2 separate regions of the Homo sapiens genome follow, and region 1 is linked to region 2. Evidence: chromatin loops called from intact Hi-C (ENCODE). Cell type or tissue: dorsolateral prefrontal cortex. All regions are shown on one strand. Each heading gives the region's core, and the rest is flanking DNA. Links, peaks and the distances in the headings are about the cores only.

Region 1 (6,776 bases), core at 1,058-6,057, 180 kb after region 2:
CCAATATTGTAACACTGCACTCCAGCCTGGGCCACAGAGTGAGAGTGTCTCAGAAACAAAAAAAAACAACAACAACAACAAAAAACAAAAACCAAGAGGATTGGGGTTTTGAAATGGCAGGCTGTGTAATCCCAGCACATTCAGAGGCCAAGGTGGGAAGATTCCTTGAGGCCAGCAGTTCAAGACCAGCCTAGGCAACATAATGAGACTCTATCTCTTCAAAAAATAAAAATAAAAAAAATTAACCAGGCATGGTGGCATGTGCCTGTAGTCCTAGTTACTCAGGAAGCCAAGTTGGGAGGATGGTTTGAACCTAGGAGAGAGCTATGATTGTGCCACTGCACTCCAGCCTGGGTGACAGAGTGAGACACTGTCTCAAAAAAAAAAAAAAAAAAAAAAGCAAACTGAATGACAACTTTTATCTCCCCTCTTTCTCAGATCTATACTTATTCTTTTAAGCGGTGGCGAAGGAATAAAAGGAACAAGTTCCCCACAGTAAAATAAATGGGAGTGGTGAGAGACATCAAGTAAATGATATGGAATAAATATTTTTTAAATGATGTAACTGTATTGCTGAGCTAGCCAAAGTGAAATCACAATGATAAGCCATTTTACATCTACTAGATTGTAAAAATCAAAAATACAATTACAAGTGTTGAAAATGTTGGAAAATGCTTAAAAGAGTCCTGATGTAGCCAGGTGTGGTGGCTCATGCCCGTAATCCCAGCACTTTGGGAGGCTGAGGTTAGGTGGATCACCTGAGGTCAGGAGTTCAAGACCAGCCTGGCCAACATGGTGAAACCCCAACTCTACTAAAACTACAAAAATCAGCCTGGTGTGGTAGCACACACCTGTAATCCCAGCTGTTTGGGAGGCTGAGGTAGGAGAATTGGCTTGAACCTGGGAGGCAGAGGTTATAGTGAGTCAAGATCACGCCACTGCACTGCAGCCTGGGCCACAGAGTGAGACTCCCATCTCAAAAGAAAAAAAAAATCCTGATGTATAGTAAGTTTTATATAACTTTTTGCTATTATTATTATCATCATTGTAGTATTACTACTAATGTAAACACTGCTAATCTTTGGTCAGTTATATATGTCTTTTCCTAGTGTGTGGCTACTGTCTTTATAGTATTTAGTTGGTTTTTAAAAAATTTGTTAGAGAGGTAGGGAATCTCGCTATGTTGCCTAGGCTGGATTCGAACTTATGGGCTCAAGCCATCCTCCCTCTGTGGTCTTCCACCTCAGTCTCCTGTAGCTGGGACTTCAGGCACATGCCACCTATAGTGTTTTTTGATTATGAGAAATTCTTCACTTTTTCTTTTTTCTTTTTCTTTTTCTTTTTTTTTTTTTTTTTGAGACGGAGTCTCGCTCTGTCACCCAGGCTGGAGTGCAATGGCACGGTCTCAGCTCACTGCAACCCCCACCCCCCGGGTTCAAGTGATTCTCCTGCCTCAGTCTCCCGAGTAGCTGGGATTACAGGTGCCCACCACCACGCCTGGCTAATTTTTGTATTTTTAGTAGAGACGGGGTTTCGCTATGTTGGCCAGGCTGGTCTCGAACTCCTGACCTCAAGTGATCCGCCCACCTCGGTGTCCCAAAGTGCTGTGATTACAAGCATGAGCCACCGCACCTGGCCGAGAAATTATTCACTTTAATGTAGAAGATTCCTTTTGTCTTAAGAAATCCTTCCCTAAATAAAGTTGTAGAGAGATATTCTCCTGCATGAGAATAAAGATATTCCTCATGTATATATTTTTAAAATTATATAGTGTTGCTTTCAGTGTTTATCTTCTGTGATTTACTTTTGTGTATAGGTTTAGGTAGGGATCTAATTTTCTCCCAGTGTGGCCAGCCAATTGTTCCTGTACCTATTATTAAATATACTTTCCCTGTTCATCTGCAATGCTAAGTCATGAATCAAGTTTCTATATATGCATGGGTCTGTTTCCTGGGCTCTTTATTACATTTTATTTGTCTATTTATCTATCCCTGCACCTATATATACTATATAATTTTATTTTATTTTTATTTTTTTAAGATGGAGTCTCACTCTGTCAGCCAAGCTAGAGTGCAGTGGCACAATCTCGGCTCACTGCAACCTCCCCCTCCCAGGTTCAAGCAATTCTCCTGCCTCAGCCTCCTGAGTAGCTGGGACTATAGGCACACACTATTACACCCGGCTAATTTTTGTATTTTTAGTAGAGACAGGGTTTCACTATGTTGGCCATGACGATCTCAATCTCTTGACCTTGTGATCTGCCCGCCTCAGCATCCCAAAGTCCTGGGATTACAGGCATGAGCCACTGCGCCTGGCCATACTATTTTATTTTTATATTTTATTTTTCAGAGACAGGGTCTCACCCTGTCACCTAGGCCAGAGTACAGTGGTGTAATCATAGCTCAGTGTAACCTTGAACTCCTGACCTGGGCTCAAATGATTTGATCCTCTAGGAGGTCAAGACCAGCCTGGGCAACATAGCGAGACCCCCATCTACAAAAAAAAAAAAAAAAAGAGGTTGGTGTGGTTCTTAATTTCCTACCCAAATTAAGGAATAAAACCTTGCTTGTACTATTGTTTATAGTTGTATTACTTTTTTTTTTAAGACATGAGGTTTATGTTGTCCAAGCTGGAGTGCAGGTACTATTCACAGCTGCAATTCAAGGCACTGCAGCCTTGAACTCCTGGGCTCAAGCAATCCTCCTGCCCCAGCCTCCCAAAATGCTAGGATTACAGGCATGAGCCACTGGGTCCAGCCTTCGTTCTAGCTTCATATAGATTTGTCCTATAGCTTGTACTCTGCCCTAGTTTCATGTAGGTCTCTTTTCCTACCTCTTCCTTCACACTACTATACTTCATTGATTCTGACATGCTCCTTTCCCCGCCATCCCACTATTTCTGAAATTCAGATGCATGTTACCCTCTGTGTTGGCCAAGTGGTGGGCTTACCATGGTTGTTTTTGCCTGACACCTTCTGGTAACAGCAAGAAAGTGCCAGCATCAAAACTTGAAGAATGGATGTCAGTGATGTAGAATAAAATTTCTGAGACAAGAGTGGAGCAGTTTTTAGGAAATGCTGCTTCACCAATGCTCTTGATGCTCCTGAGACAACTTTTTTTTTTTTTTTTTTTTTTTTTTTTGCGATGGAGTTTCGCTCTTACTGCCCAGGCTGGAGTGCAGTGGCACCATCTCTGCTCACTGAAACTTCCGCCTCCGGGGTTCAAGTGATTGTCCTGCCTCAGCCTCCCGAGTAGCTGGGATTACAGGCATGTGCCACCACACTCGGCTAATTTTGTATTTTTAGTAGAGACAGGGTTTCTCCATGTTGGTCAGGCTGATTTCAAACTCCCGACCTCAGGTGATTCACCCTCCTCGGCCTCCCAAAGGAGGTGGAGGTTGCAGTGAGCCAAGATCGTTTCACAACACTCCAGCCTGGGCAACAGAGCAAGACTCCATCTCAAAAAAATAAAGAAAGAATAAAATAAAAATACCTCCTGCTCATGTGAAAATTCTATTTCCATGACACCCCTTTCTATGTCTCATTCACATCTTGCACTCCTGTGGCAGAAACTGCTAGCTATTCACCCCAATACCTTTGTCCTCTCTAAGAACTTTCAAACCAGACAAGGTCAGCACAAGAAAAGAACACTAAAATCTCATTCATGGACATACATGGAAAATTCCTAAATGAAATACAAGAATCACTTCCACTTACATCCCATTGGCTAGAACATGTAGTCCTATGACCATATCTAGTCTCAAAGACAACTGGGAAATTTACTCTAGGCAGCCTTGTGACCAAATAAAAACTGGTTTTACATTTTCAAGGAAATCATTTCCCCCTCCCTCCACTCAGCAACAAGGTCAAGATAAGCAAGTTTCCTTGCTGTTCCCTTAAGAGCATTTATTTCTAGTTTACCTGCACACAAGGGGCTTAGCCTTTGTAGACTCAGCTTTATGAGGAAACCTTCTGTTAGACTTTGAGGCTGGGCACGGTGCCTCACGCCTGTAATCCCAGCACTTTGGGAGGCCGAGGTGGGAAGATCACGAGGTCAGGAGTTCGAGACCAGCCTGACCAACATGATGAAACCCCATCTCTACTAAAAATACAAAACTTAGCCAGGCATGGTGACACGCGCCTGTAATCCCAGCTACTCAGGAGAATCGCTTGAACCTGGGAGGCAGAGGTTGCAGTGAGCCAAGATCGCGCCATTGCACTCCAGCCTGGGTGACAGAGCAAGACTGTCTCCACACACACACACACACACACACACACACACAAATATATATATATATATATATATATGTATGTGTATATATATATCTGTATGTGTATATATATGTATGTGTGTATATATGTGTATGTGTATATATATGTATGTGAATATATGTGTGTGTGTGTATGTGTGTGTGTGTGTGTGTGTGTGTGTATATATATATATATGCCAGGCATGGTGGCACACACCTGTAGTCCCAGCTACTCGGGAGGCTGAGGCAGGAGAATCACTTGAACCCGGGAGGCAGAGGTTGCAGTGAGCTGTGATCACGCCACTGCACTCCAGCCTGGGTGACAGAGTGAGACTCCATCTCAAAAAAAAAAAAAAAAAGAAAAAGACTTTGAGATGGCCTTGTCACCTACCCTCCTGCATTCGACTCAGCCAACAAAACTAAAATTCAAATTCACCAAGATTTGGAGATGCCCTGAGGGAAGGGTCTGGTTTCTTACTTCCTCTGAATTCCTGCTTTCCCTTGCCTTTTTTTTTTTTTTTTGGCTAGCTCAGCAATACAGTTACATAATTTTAAAAATATTCACTCCTGCTTGTGTAGTTGTTTTACTGGGAAGCTTGTCCATGATATATAGACACCATCTTGCCTAAGGAGAGGTTCACCCTCATATTTTCAGAGGTGTGTTTAATACAACTTCAGACGACAGCTGATCTTCATCTTACACAAAGTATTTCAGAGAATAGAAAAGAAGGAAAGTTACACAAATCATTTTCCAAGACTTGTTTAACTCTGATACTCAAACCAGACAAGGTCAGCACACACACACACACACACACACACACACACACAATTAAAAATCATTCTCATGTATAAACATAGATGGAATTATGACTGAATTTTCCGGTTAAATGAGCCAATAAATTCTCTTTTGTTCTTAAAAAGCAAAAATGAAAAACATTGTTCATAAACATACTGTTAAAATCCCCAAATAAAAGACAAGCAAATCCAATCCTAGAAAAAAATAACATGACTCAAAAATAATTCCATAGCCAGGCATGGTGGCTCAGCCCGGTAATCCCAGCACTTTGGGAGGCCAAGGTGGGCAGATCACCTGAGGTCAGGAGTTCAAGACCAGCCTGACCAACATGGTGAAACCAGTCTCTACTAAAAATATAAAAATCAGCTGGGCATGGTGGTACATGCCTGTAATTCCAGCTACTCGGTAGGCTGAGACAGGAGAATCACTTGAACCTGAGAGGCAGAGGTTGCAGTGAGCCAAGATCATACCACTGCACTCCAGCCTGGGCAACAGAGCAAGACTTCATCTCAAAATAATAATAATAATAATTCCATGATGGATGCTTTGGGTTTTTTGTTTTTGTTGTTTTGAGACAGGGTCTCCTTGTGTTGCCCAGGCTGGAGTGCAGTGGCATGATCTCGGCTCACTGCAACCTCCGCCTCCTAGGTACAAGCAATTCTCATGCCTCAGCCTCCCCAGTAGCTGGGATTACAGGTGCATGCCACCATGCCTAGCTACATTTCTTTATTCTTTATAGAGAGGGGGTCTTGCCACGTTGGTCAGGCTGATGTTGAACTCCTGGATTCAAGTAATCCTCCTGCCTCAGCCTCTCAAAGTGCTGGGATTACAAGTGAGAGCCACCGTCCCCTGTGTTTTTTTTTTAAATAAATTTTATTGTGTATATTTCAGGTTTACAACATGATGTAACAGGATATATATAGATAGTAAAATGGTTACTATAGTGAAGCAAATTAACATAACTTTTACCTCACATAGTTACATTTCTGTGTGTGACAAGAGCAGCTAAAATCTATTTATTTAACAAAAATGTCTAATATAATACAACTTTATTATCTATAGTCCTCATGTTGTACATTGGATCCCTAGACTTGTTCATCCCACATATCTACTACTTTGTATCTTTTGACCTAAATCTTCCATCTCCTCCCCACCCCACAATGATGGTTTAACAACAGAAAATATGTCAATATGGCCAGACTTGGTGGCTCATGCCTGTAATCCCAGCACTTTGAGAGGCCAAGGTGGGCAGATCACTTGAGGCCAGGAGTTGGAGACCAGCCTGGCCAAGGTGGTGAAACCCTGTCTCTACTAAAATACAAAAATTAGCCAGGCGTGGTGGCAGGTGCCTGTAATCTCACCTACTCAGGAGGTAAATTGGGAGAATCTTTTGAACCTGGGAGGCAGAGGTTGCGTGAGCCCAGATCACACCACTACACTCCAGCCTGGGCGACAGAGTGAGCCTCTGTCTCAAAAAGAAAGAAAGAGGCTGAGCGCAGTGGCTCATGCCTGTAATCCCAGCACTTTGGGAGGCTGAGGTGGGTGGCTCACCTGAGGTCAGGAGTTCAAGACCAGCCTGGCCAACATGCTAAAACCCCGTCTCTGCTAAAAATACAATAATTAGCTGGGTGTGTTGGTGGGCGCCTGTAATCCCAGCTACTCAGGAGGCTGAGGCAGGAGAATCGCTTGAACCTGGGAAGCAGAGGTTGCAGTGAGGCGAGATTGTGCCACT
Region 2 (7,796 bases), core at 1,198-6,197:
TCTGATTTTAAATCAGAAGGTAGGGAGAATTTGGTTGAATATGTAAATGATACTGAGGTGGTTCAGATAATTTATAATCCACTGTATAAATTTTTTTAATTTACAAGGGTTATTTAAGTGCGTAGGCAGGTTTTGTCAGACAAGTGACATAAAAATAAAACATTATAAATGCAATTTAAATTTAGTTTATAATGTATTACAAATTAGCATAGTATATTGTTATAAATATATTAAATTTATAAATGGAATTTAGAGCATTTAAAGAAATTTAATTAAGTTTACAAATGGCACTAGACAATCAAAAGCTTACAAGTGATTATAAATTTTGCTATAAAGTAATAAGTAGATTTGTATATTTATAGATGTAGTAGAGTCGTAAGATTTTTAAGTTGAACTTCTATACTTAAGGTTTTGTAATTTGTAACTTTAATCAAACATTAATTTTAAAAACCAGTCACCATAAATTGTGTTTTCTGTGTATGAAAGCTACCCTTATAAGCAAATAACAAAATCAATAAAAAACAGCACAGTGACAGTCAGCACTGATTTTTTTTTTATTGAGGGGTGGAGATCTGGAGAACTGCATCCTCAATTCCAAATAAGGGGCTAACAATCATCCCAGAACACTGCCCTTTTCTACATTGGGGACTGTCACCGCACAGAGGGATTAAGGACCTTGATTCAGCTCTCCCTGACTCCAGGGCATCACCAAGCAGCTGGCTGCAGCAACGCTGGGGGCCTGAGCTATCCTGCTGTCAGCTCTCAAACCCCTCATTTTCCAGGACACATGGCCTGAAGAATGCACTAGCCCCAACTTGGGGCCCTGGTGTGGCGATGTGGCAAGGAGCACCTCTCTCTTCTCCCTACTACATCAAAAATTTTAAGGATGCCTAAACATGTCTGCTTATCTGGAGGGCTGGGGTGAATGAGACGTCCAGAATGAAAGCTCTCCTATTCTGACTGCGCCACCTGACTGAGAAGTAACTTTAGCTTATTTCCTTGGCTCATCATAAAAGAACGAAAAGTATTTTCCTCACATTGTCTACCTCCTCAACTATGGAGTGGACATGCATCCACGCCTTCAACTCAGGTCTTTGAGAAAAACAACTTTATTTCCCAAATTTCACCTTGTTTTTCTTCTGAGAACTTATTGTGCCAAACTCAAGAGAAACATAACCTCAGTCTTTCTTGGGGTTCCCATTCTTCTTCCAGAATCAAGACTCTAGGATGTCTTCTCAGAACCAAGGTGTTTGGGGAGGGGGACATCTATCCACACAGATTCCTTCTAACGTGACCATAGTCAGCACCCACCCCCCATACTCTAACAGACCACACTGGGGACCTCAAATCTGTGTGAACCTTTGCAGCCATTCCTTTACTGGCCCCTTACCTATGGACTGCAGAAAGCTCCCACAGGCCTCCCTTCCTTCTCTCTCAGCATGGGAGAATCCTTCTCAAGTATGAGGAGGGAAGCCTTATTCTCCCTTTTGCTTTTGGCCAAGAAATCTTATCCATTCCCGGTGTTCCTTCACTTACGCCCTGCTATGACTTGAATGTGCCCCCTGAAGTTCATGTGTTGGAAACTTAATCCCTAATACAACACTTTTGAAAATTAAGGCCTAGTGGGAGGTGTTTAATTCATGAGGGCAGAGCCCTTGTGAATGGATTAATGTCAGTTATAAAAGACCTTGAGGCTGTGAGTTCCATTTCTTGCTCTCTTATACTCTCTGCCCCTCCATCTTCCACCAGGGGATGACACAGCACAAAGGTCTTTACCAGATACCAGCACTTGATCTATCTTGGACTTCCCAACCTCCCATGTAAAATAAATTTCCTTTCTTTGTAAGTCACCCCATCTATGGTATTCTGTTATAGCAATACAAAATGGACTAAGACACTCCCACAAACCCCAGACTTCGACTATGGGCTTAGCTCTGGGTACACAAAAACTAGAACAGTTTGCAAGCTGGCTCTGACTCACACCACCACAGCCTCACTGAAATAGTGGGCCCAGAGTCCACTCTGCCAGAATGGGAGGACTGGGGCAAAGGGAAATATGAAAAGGAAATGGGTCAATATCTCAAAGTGCTACCACAACATATTGTGAACAACTTCAATAGCTAATTTTAAAAAATTCTTTTTTAGAAATGAGGTCTCACTATGTTACCCAGGCTGGTCTCACACTCCTGGGCTCAAGCAATCCTCCCACCTCAGCCTCCCAAAGTGCTGGGATTACAGGCATGAGCCACCACACGTGGCCTCCTACTGTTTAGATTTGTTCCTAAAAGATGCCTATGTTTAAACCAGGCCAGATCACTCACCCTAGAAATTCCACAAATAACCAATGAGCTGATGGCTCCAGGCAGACGGGTGGCTGAGCCCAGTTCCCATCCTGGCCTGGAGGAGGAGACCTAGGAAGTCACAGCTTAGGATACACTGGGGCGGGCGGGAAGGTTTGCTTTTATCCATCATCCAAGCTGTGATTCAGCGCATAAGTCTCCCTTTCATTAAGTTTAACTTGTTGAGTAACATTAAATTTATATACTGCAAAGCACAATAGAATTTCACTGCTGTGAACATACGCGTTCACAAGCATCATCCAACTAAGTGTGAGCATCTGCTGCCTCATTGGGGGTATTTACTAGTCATTCATTATTTATTTATTTATTTATTTTTGAGACGGAACCTTGCTCTGTCGCCCAGGCTGGAGTGCAGTGGTGTGATCTCGGCTCACTGCAAGCTCCGCCCCCCGGGTTCACACCATTCTCCTGTCTCAGCCTCCCGAGTAGCTGGGACGACGGGCACTCGCCACCACTCCCGGCTATTTTTTTTTGTATTTTTAGTAGAGACGAGGTTTCACCGTGTTAGCCAGGATGGTCTCGATCTCCTGACCTTGTGATCCGCCCATCTCGGCCTCCCAAAGTGCTGGGATTACAGGCGTGAGCCACCGCGCCCGGCCTAGTTATTTATTTTGCAGCACCTATTAGAGTAAACAGTAGCAGATATCTAATGTCTAAGAAAAATTTATGGAAGGAAGATTTGAACGAAAAATTTTCTCCATTAGCATATTTTTAAGGAGTTTTCCTCACAACAATTCCATCCCACTCCTACCCCTCCTACCAGAATTCTGAGGATCAGGGCTTGAGAACTAACATCTCCAAAGTCCCAGTAGCTCTGTGGTTTTCTACAGGCTCCTGGAGGATAAGGACCGTGCCATGTTTATCTCACCCTCCACCTCTCAATAAAGTACAAATTTGTGGAATTGGCGAGGCCAAGAGGCCTCAAATTCTTGTATCTTTCATATCATCCACTAGGGGGCAGCAATCCTCTAAAAATAGCCCCTAAACCAGCCACTTTTTTAGCTAAAAGATGACTAAATTTCATTAAAAGTAGAATAACAAACGCCTGTAATCCCAGCACTTTGGCAGGCCGAGGCGGGCGGATCACGAGGTCCGGAGACCGAGACCATCCTGGCCAACACGGTGAAACCCCATCCCTACTAAAAATACAAAAATTAGCTGGGTGCGGTGGCTTGCGCCTGTAGTCCCAGCTACTCTGGAGGCTGAGGCAGGAGAATCGCTTGAACCCGGGGAGCGGAGGTTGCAGTGAGCTGAGACCGCGCCACTGCACTCCAGCCTGGGCAACAGAGCAAGTATGTGTCTCAGGAAAAAAAAAAAAAAAAAAAAGAATAACAACAACTACAATTTATTAAACACTTACTCTGCTCCTAGCACTATGTTATATGCTAATAGTTCAGGGCTTAAGAACAATTTTATTGGCCAGGAGTGGTGTCTCATGCCTGAAATCTTACCACTTTGGGAAGGTGAGGCAGGAGGATCGCCTCAGCTCAGGAATTTGAGACCAGCCTGGGCAACATAGTGAGACCTATCTCTACTGAGAATGTTTTAATAATTCGTCAGGCATGGTGGTGTGCACTGTAGTCCCAGCTACTTGGGAGGCTGAGATGGGAGGATTACTTGAGCCTGAGTGGACAGGCTGCAGTGAGCTATGATTGCACCCCTGCCCTTCAGCCTGGGTGACAGAGCAAGACCCTGTCTAAAAAAAAAGAACTCTTATTTATCAAAACGAACATCTCAACAAAAAGCAACAACCACCACATAGGAAGGAAACCACCACCTAAACGTGAATTATTGCAACTTAGTCTCTGAACGAACACTGAAGCCTCGCTTTCTTTTAGGTATTGCTTCGCAAAGACTTCTGCCTTGTCCCTCAGCCTAAATTCACAGGATAGAGTCTTCTCCATGAGCAAAGCAAAGAGCCATTCATCTATCCACTCATCATTCACTCATTCTTCAGACACACACTGAGCAATTACTACATACCAGGCACTGTGCTAGATACTGGGAGGGATTTTAAAAGTACACAAAGCCAGTCCATTTTAGTCCAGGCCTCTGTATGACTGAAAGCCTTTGTCTTACTATTAATAATACTGATCATAACTGCAAAATTATAGTGTAGTTTAGAATTAAATGAACCTGGCCGGGCGCAGTGGCTCAAGCCTGTGATCCCAGCACTTTAGGAGGTGGAGGCGGGCAGATCACTTGAGGTTAGGAGTTTGAGACCAGCCTGGGCAACATGGCAAAACCCATCTCTACTAAAAATACAAAAATTAGCCACGTGTGGTGGCATGCACCTGTAGTCCCAGCTACTTGGGAAGCTGAGACAGGAGAATCACTTGAACCTTGGATGCAGAGGTTGCAGTAAGATTGTGCCACTGCACTCCAGCCTGGGCAGCAGAGGGGGATTCCATCTCAAAAAAAAAAGAATTAAATGCACCTCAAAGCCAACCACTAGATTCTCTCGCTCTGTTTAGAAGACATTTGTTTGTTGTAAGAACCCAGACTTAATCCTGAGAGGTTTTAGCGGGGTCTAAAGAGAGCCTCGTCCTAAACATCCCTGCCAGGAAGAACACTTCCAGGGAGCAGGGGGCAGGCAGCTTCCTGGCCCAGGACAGTCTGCATGACCTAAATTACTTGAGTCAAAAATTCTTTGGGCCATATAGTGTTTTGGTGGTTGCTGTTGGGTTTTCTATTTGCTAACTTGAGCAAACATTTAAAATTTGAGTGTTTTTAGACAAAAACCTGGATTTCCAACTTCTCTTTAAAAAGTCAAAAGCTCCAGCCTCCATCTGCATTCACGCACAGGAACCTTGAAAAGGGCCTGTGTTGTCCATGCACCGCAGTGTCCACACATGTAAGTTTCTACCTGACTCTGTAAGTGATCGAGTATGAGAGTCCGTACTTGGGATTTCCCAGGTACCCTGTGCGGCCTGCAGGGGATATGGAGAAGGTTGGGACTCAACCCCTCTTGTGGCAGGCCAGGTCTCACGAATAGCTAAACAGGCAGGCCTCCATGACAACTGTTTCAGCACTGACTGAGTGCTTAGGTTAAACATTAAAGGCTGCAAGAGCCAGTGTCCTTACACAAAGGCTGGAATGTGACAAAAGCCACCAAGAGTCTTGCCTAGGCCTTTCCTGGGCCTTGAAGCATGACAAGATAACAAAGAAATTCTTACATTCCTCGTACCCACGTTTAGGATTAAACACGTTTTATTAGGGGTCAGCAAAGAACTCCCCAGACCGCCATAACTCAGCGGGAGGCAAGATAAGGGTAATCACCCCCAGCACCTGGACCCATCTAGATTAAATAAACTTACTGAGGCTCCGGAGGAAGGTCTCCAGGACTCAGATCTTAGTTATGGATTACAGGGAATCAGTCACTTGTGTCTTTTGATGAATCCACACTTACATGTAGACATATAGCTTCATATAAGCACTGGAAAACTTTGTAAATATGAGTCGGTCTGGTGATATTTTCCTGGCCTTCTGCCTGTACCGGGTTACAGAAATAAACTCTCTTCTTTCCCAGTTTATCTGCATCTCATTACTGGGCCATGAGAACAAGCAGCCCAACCCTCAGTTCAGTCTGGGAACACTCTGGCTAACAACCTGTTAGGGGTTGTCACCACTGCCTGGAGAGGATAGGGGTACACTGGGGGCCAGCCGACAGGAGCTGAGGTCTCAGGTAGAAGATTCCTACCTTATCAATAGATGGAAAGAGATTCAAACCCAGCATCACTGACTCTGGTTCCAAAATCTGAAATTCTTTTATAGCGACAGCACACATTCACCAGGTATGCAGAGAAGAGTTAACAGCAGGTCCGAGATGGCTGCTGATCTTTAGTTAGAAAGGCCTAATTGCAAAGTTGGCCCTTGGCTGGTATCTGAGCACTTGGCTTTCCAGAGTGTTCCCACCATTTCTGAAACTGATAAGAGTGGTTCACCATGTCTTGACTGTACAGTGTGGTTTATGCTGAGCATCTGCTTTCTTTCTGGGAGTTGGAATTTTGGTACATGGTAGGGAGAAGGTGCCTACAAGACGAGACCCTAATAAAAACCCTGGGTGTTGAGTCTCTAATGAGCTTCCCTTGTGGCCAACATTTCATATCCCTTGTCACAACTCATTGCTGGGGAAATTAAGCACATATTATGTGACTTCCACCTGGAGAAGACTCTTGGTAGCTTGCCCCCCTGGTTTTCTCTGGACTTGGCCCCATACACTTTTCTTTCTTTTTTTTTTTTGGTGCTGATTTTGCCCTGTATCCTTTCACTGTAATAAATTATAACTGTAAGAATAACTAGATGCTGAGTTATGCTTCAGCCAATCACTAGATTCTATTTAGAGGGCATTTGTTTATTTGAAGAACTCAGACTTACTTAATCCTGAGAGTTTTTACCTGGGTCCAAAGAGAGCCTTGTTCTAAACATCCCTGTCTAGAAAGCCTCCGATGAGACTTTCTAGCAAACCACTTAAATGTAGTGGTCTTGGAGACCCCGAAACATCAGTCAACTATCTCCAACAACTGAAAGAGGCTTTGGGCTTACAAAGTGCAAAGAATAATTGAGGTGCTAGGTCATCACAGGCATCACTAATGAGAAAATAATGGAAAACAGGGGCCTAAAAGTTGAGGCCAATCACCACAAAACACCTGCAGAGCTGGAGAAGCAAAACTCAAAGTGGAGACCCCTGAGATTGGACACATGACAAGGGACAGAGTCTAACTGAAGTGGTTTATTTGGTTAGTCTCATACCTAGAGAAATTTAAGGTGAGGCAGTCACCCCCAATACCAGCTCTACCCTTCTTTCATAGTCATAGTGTCCCAAATTTTTGCAGGAACCCAGATGCCCAGAATAAAAGATTATACTTCCCAGGTGAGTTGTGGCCATCTAAGTTCTGATCAGTGGCATATAAGCAAAAAAGTTCATGGTAGCTTCTGGGAATCTTCTTCTAAAGAGGGTTAATTTTTTTTTTTTTTTTTAAATGGAGTCTCACTCTGTTGCCAGGCTGGGGTGCAGTGGTGCAATCTTAGCTCACTGCAACCTCCGCCTCCCGGGTTCAAGTGATTCTCCTGCCTCAGCCTCCCAAGTAGCTGGGATTACAGGCATGCACCACCACACCCGGCTAGGTTTCACCATGTTGGCCAGGATGGTCTCGGTCTCTTGACCTCATGATCTACCTGCCTCGGCCTCCGAAAGTGCTGGGATTACAAGCGTGAGTCACCACGCCCAGCCAGATCATTAATATTTCTTATTCGTCCTCTTATCCCTCCTCCTAGGCTGGAATATGGATATAATAGCTGGAGTTCCAGAGGCTGTCTTGAGTTGATGAGAAAGCCTTGGGAATAGAAGCGTCATCACAGAGAACAAGATAGAACTGACACCGTGGAGTAACATACCAGTAACAGACCATAAGATTTCTATCACTGGACTTTGTG

Evidence for each region. Hi-C counts contacts between places; a loop is a spot of excess contacts. Peaks named below come from ENCODE experiments on the same cell type or tissue, not always from the same donor. Only the 100,000 strongest peaks of a DNase experiment are listed, where the experiment ranks them.
Region 1: a loop joins it to region 2, with 15 times the contacts of the local background. A loop is called at or near these places in 78 of 110 quality-filtered maps.

Annotation. Positions count from the first base shown.
Region 1 is chr5:80,272,605-80,279,380 of GRCh38, forward strand. No RefSeq gene overlaps it. Among named protein-coding and RNA genes, the nearest start is that of SERINC5, 20 kb to the left of the region's middle. RefSeq lists a silencer at 1-215. In dorsolateral prefrontal cortex, for the core only: a CTCF peak has its summit at 2,968 (motif pointing left); no DNase peak of the experiment used is centred there.
Region 2 is chr5:80,088,584-80,096,379 of GRCh38, forward strand. No RefSeq gene overlaps it. Among named protein-coding and RNA genes, the nearest start is that of THBS4-AS1, 8.8 kb to the left of the region's middle. In dorsolateral prefrontal cortex, for the core only: CTCF peaks have their summits at 3,313 (motif pointing right) and 3,520; a DNase peak (open chromatin) is centred at 3,485; H3K4me3 peaks cover 369 bases; H3K27ac peaks cover 603 bases.